Regions from separate parts of the Homo sapiens genome. Here region 2 is linked to region 1. A link is a loop called in an ENCODE intact Hi-C map of the cell type or tissue named here. Cell type or tissue: mammary epithelial cell. All regions are shown on one strand.

Region 1 (2,500 bases):
TCGCTTGTGAACTTCTTAAAAGGCAAATTATTGGGCCCCACACTAAAATCAGGAGTTTATGTTTTAACAAGTTGAGAAACACCACATCAGGGAATCATCAGAAACAATGCCATCAGTTTTCACATGATCAACCACATGCAACATATTTTAAAAAGGCATACTCAGAGTTTTACTTGCAATTAGATTGATCTAAAAATCAACATAATTATAAGCTTGCAAATTTTAAAAATGTTAAGTAGAGAAAGGAAATTTTCTTTGTGCTGCTGCACATAGGCAGACTGCTGATAATATTCCAAAGTAGGCTAGACTGGCACATGCTAGAAAACTTTATTCCACGCAAACACATGATTACATGTTCCTAATTCCTGGAAATGTTACACAGCTGCTGTACTTGGTGGTCCTTTCCCACAGTAACACATCCTCCATGTTAAAGCCAAAAAAAATTTCCACATGCAACATTGGTCATATGACTTTATATCCAGGCTTGAAAAACCTCCAGGCTTTCCCATGCCCACAGGCTAAAGACCAAAATCCCCAGCATGGCCTCGGAGGCCCCACACATTCTGGCCCCAACCTACTTCTCCACCCTTGTGTCCTACTGTGCTCCCTGGTGAGTTCTGTGCTTTGGCCACAGTGGCCTTCTCTGTGTCCCGTTGAATCCTTACCACCTCTCCTGCCACAAATTCTTTTCATATGCTTTAACCTCTGCCTAGAACACTGTTCTCCCTTTGTCTTTGTGTATTTAATTCCTCCTCATCCTTCAAATCGCAGTTCAGTCCTCACCTCCACAAGGCGACCTTCCCTGACCTTCTCCCCCAACCTCCAACCAGGTCACACTCCTCTTTTATGTTTGAAGAGCACAATACTTTATCTTTCAGAGCACTCCTCCTAAGTAAAATCTTGCATTTATCTGTGAGACTCTTGACTACTTCTATTTCCCCCACCATTCAGTCAACTCCCTACAGGTAAGCTCTCTTTTAATTCCCGGTGTCCAGTCAGCACAGGACTTGACATATAGCAAGAGCTTGAGGAGGATTTTAATGAATGGATAAATGGATGAATGGAGGAATGAATGAATGAATGAATAGCAGTTTGGCTATATTTATAGGACTTCTTACTATTTAAGTTGTTTATCATAGGCATTGACCTGTGTCACACCATCTGCATTCCCTTGTTTAAGGTCCAGATAGTCTTACTGGAAGGGAAAAAAGACATTCCAGAAAGTATTGGTGTTTTTTGTTTATCACCCTGCCTGAGTCTTGAGATTTGCTTGAGGGAGAAAACTGAACTAGAAGCCAAATATTTCTCTTAGCTGCAACTGTCTCTATTAGCATGTGCACACTAGCTTTGCCACAGTGGATTGGATGTGAACCATACACTGCTTTCTGGCATCATATCAGCAGGCTCGGCCCATCAGTTTCTTTCACCTGAGCTTGTTCTGACAAGGTTAAAGCTTTCACATTCCTAGAGCCTAAGACAGTACCTAGCTAAAGTCGAAATTGGCATGTAAAGTATGTGGAGGGATTTGTGTGAGAGCAAAGCTTGGGCTGAACAAGCTAGTGACACGGGTTGTGCTCGCAGCCCAATTTGTTTGAGGGGATGGGGGCCCTGGATATATCATGTTCCAAGAGAAGAGCATAAGTTCCCTCCGTGGGAGTGGGCAGACTTATCAGTAGCAATACTAGATGCAAAAAGATAATAAAATTCTATTTCAAAATATTGAGGAAAAATAGTTTTGGACTTAAAATTTTATATCCAGTAGCATTTTCATTTAAAAAGAGGGCTTGATAAAAAAAATTCTTAGGCTTAGAAAGCCTCAGGTTTGCCTCATAGAGATACTATACTGAATATGGTTTTAGAGGAAGTTCTAACTAAAAGAAACATATCCAAGAGTTGCTTGAGATGAGAAAATAAGGGTAATCAAATACCTTGGTGAATTTTATTGTTCTCTTTTTTAAAAAATCTAGAACCAAAGAAAAACAAAAAGGGAAATATTTGATCCAGAAGAAAAACTTAGACAACATGAATACATGAATATGGAGACAAAACATAGTATTTTTAATAGCAAGATAAGAGAATTGATACATTAAGAAACCAATAGGGATATAGGCACATAAGTATTGATTCTACAAGAAAAAATAGAATATGTAATTTTAAAGTAGTACAAGAAAATGTAATCTATCCTTGGGAAAGCAGAAAATAGAGAAAGGGAACTAAAGGAAGCTATGAAAAATGAATAAAGACTAACTCTCTGGGCTGCTCAATGGTAGTGCATTGGGATCTGGCAGTGGCCTGGGGAAGAGACAGAATTAATAGACATTTTGTTTTGGAGGAGAAACCCTTGGTGACCTCATCACAATTATTCATCTTTTCCTTTCTGATCACCACAAAGCTGAGGAGCCTTCATAGTGCCCATTGTTCTGACTCAACCACTGTGTAATCAAAGTAATCTATTTGGAAATTAGGGTTTTTGTTTGCCCTGCCCTGGGCACCAGGGAAG
Region 2 (2,500 bases), 150 kb after region 1:
TTAAAGATGAGCAAGAGCTACCAAGACAAAAGTGGGAAAGAAATTTGAGACAAAGGGAACAAAATAAATGAATGCAGAGACATAAACAGTGGGAAGGAGGTGAGGAACTAGAAGCCTGGTAGCACTAGACTATAATGTTGTGAAACAAGAACTGGTGAGAGATGAGATGGGAAGTGACTGGAGAGACTAAGCCAGGCATTTGGGGTTTTGTAAACTATATTAAGAACTTTGTACTCTAATCTGTAAATGATGAAGAACCATTAAAAATGTTTACACAAGGAGGTTAAATGATTGGGTTTTGCTTTTAGAAAAAGTATGCTCCTTACGTTGTAGAGACCAGATTTAAGGGAAGCAAGTCAGGAGAAAGGAAACTACAGATTGCGATGTTCCAAGGAGAGGACAAGGACCTAAGTAAGGAAATCGTTATTGGGGATGAGCCTGAAAACAGATTTAAAAAATAGTTATGAGCTAAAACCATTAGACCTTGCTGATTGCCTAGATGTAGAAGGCCCAGGACAATGAGAAGTCTTACATAATTATTTAATCTCTGGTTTGGGCAACAAGATGGTTATGCCAGTAATTAAGCTAGAAATAAAGGAACCATTGGTGAACAGAGAACAACAATGAAGACAGTTCCAGGTATGTTGAGTTTGAGATTCTTCTGGGACATATCAAGCTAAAGATTACATATGAGTTCTAGGGTAAAGATTAAGTTTGACATTAGTTGTCATTCCAGTTATAAATGAAACAATGACAAGGATGAAATTCCTCAAGCAAAGTATGTAAAGAAATGGAGACTTTGGGGTAATGTTAGAAACCTGGGTTATTGTAGTTACTGGACACACAGAAGAGGAAGAGCCCCAAAAGACAAGAAAGAAATCACTCAAAGAAGCAAGAGGAATGCCAGGACAGATTGGAGTCAAGAAACTAAACCAGAGGGTTTTAAGATAGGGCGTAAGATACGGACTGAGAAAGCATCCTTGGGTTTCGCAATACAAAGTTCATTGGTGACCTTTAGAAGTGAGTCTAGGCTCCGAACCGTGATGTGTTGAAGTGTAAATGAATTACAGTCATGAATACAGTTTACTTAGCTGAAAACGAAAGGAGAAGAATTAGGGCACAGCTAGAGGCGATGCAAGGCCAAGAAATAGCTGACTGAGGCTAAAGGAATACAGATTGCAGAGGCACACAGTAAATGAGGGTCTTTATTTCATTACAAATATACAGTTTAATACTCAAAAATATCTTTCAAACACGAGGTCAGAAGGGAAATAAAGTTGCATGAATTGCCTTTGGTAGAGTTCTAACTACTTTGTGTACAGGAACATTATGTTTCTATTTTCACTGGGACCCAGAAGCACGCAGAGCTGCCTCCTCTCTTTCGTCACATGTCTCCTGAGATCCTTGAATAACTCAATTTTGGGATGTAATCATTTTGCTTTCAGGGAAGCTGAATACCATTTTTGTGAGGAATCATTCCACCACCATGTGGCTACTCTTGAGAATAGCATTTTTCTCAACTTCCTCCTAGAGCTAGCTACTGGGTTGAGTTCCCAGAGAAGGAGAATTCCACAGCTCAAAGAACTTTAGAAACCCTCTCTTTATTTTGCAGATAAGGAGAGCAAAGATAACTTGCCTAATTTTTCAAAATTTCCGTATATTTTAACTGGTTATGAATATTTTATACATTATGAGTGATTATATATATATAAAGCAGACAACAAAAAACACATACAAAATCTTTCCATGTTCATTCAAACCCAAGGACAACATCCCTGTCAGACTGTCTTAAGTAAAAAATATTGATGAAATGCAGCAATACACAGAGATCAGTGTTTCTAAACTAATCTTTAACAACAACATCCTGCCTTGAGGCTAACATGATGTTTTGTTTAAATTTAAGCCATTTCCAAAAAAAGTTTTAATTTCCGCAAGTTCAGATTGGTAAAATAGAAAGCATACCTACAGAGGATCAGTCCTTAGGTGATAATTAGAATGTGTTTATTATCTTAAGATATAAAACCCAGTTGTATAATATCTTTTGTCATTTTGCTTTTCTCTATCTTTTTTTGTGATAATAAAAATAACAGATGTCATTAAAGAAAATGTGAAGGTTTCAAGGGAAAAAGACATAAAAGTCACTAAAAGAGTTCATAACCCAATAGTATTTTAAAAAATTTTTTGGCACTTTTAATCCCTTATAACTGCTTTAAGTTAAAGAAATCAAGCTCACTATTTTATTTATCCCATTGAATTAGCTAAGAGTTAAAAAATGATTTCTTATATTTACAGAAGTTATTTCACTCTTCATATTAATCACACTTAATCAAAAAGTGTCACAAACTCTTAAGACTTTAAATAAATGTAAAACTGTTAAAACAGAGCAAAGTTGACAAGGTTTGGGCCACCTTTATGCAAGGTGGCATCTTCAGCCAGACTGTCCATATGTTCATTAATGCTGTCTTTAATTATTTCTAAAAATCTTTAAGGCATTGGCTGC

What was found. A loop is a pair of places that touch in the nucleus more often than their neighbours do. Peaks named below come from ENCODE experiments on the same cell type or tissue, not always from the same donor. Only the 100,000 strongest peaks of a DNase experiment are listed, where the experiment ranks them.
Region 2: it touches region 1 in a loop (7-fold over the local background); 7 of 110 quality-filtered maps call a loop at or near these places.

The regions. Positions count from the first base shown.
Region 1 is chr1:172,970,376-172,972,875 of GRCh38, reverse strand. No RefSeq gene overlaps it. Among named protein-coding and RNA genes, the nearest start is that of TNFSF18, 79 kb to the left of the region's middle. In mammary epithelial cell, no CTCF peak of the experiment used is centred here; DNase peaks (open chromatin) are centred at 1,415 and 2,405; H3K27ac peaks cover 2,153 bases.
Region 2 is chr1:172,825,179-172,827,678 of GRCh38, reverse strand. It overlaps LOC105371618 (a long non-coding RNA gene), which reads left to right. Exons shown (of 3, transcript XR_007066734.1): 3 at 2,490-2,500. Among named protein-coding and RNA genes, the nearest start is that of FASLG, 170 kb to the right of the region's middle. In mammary epithelial cell, a CTCF peak has its summit at 1,488; a DNase peak (open chromatin) is centred at 1,438.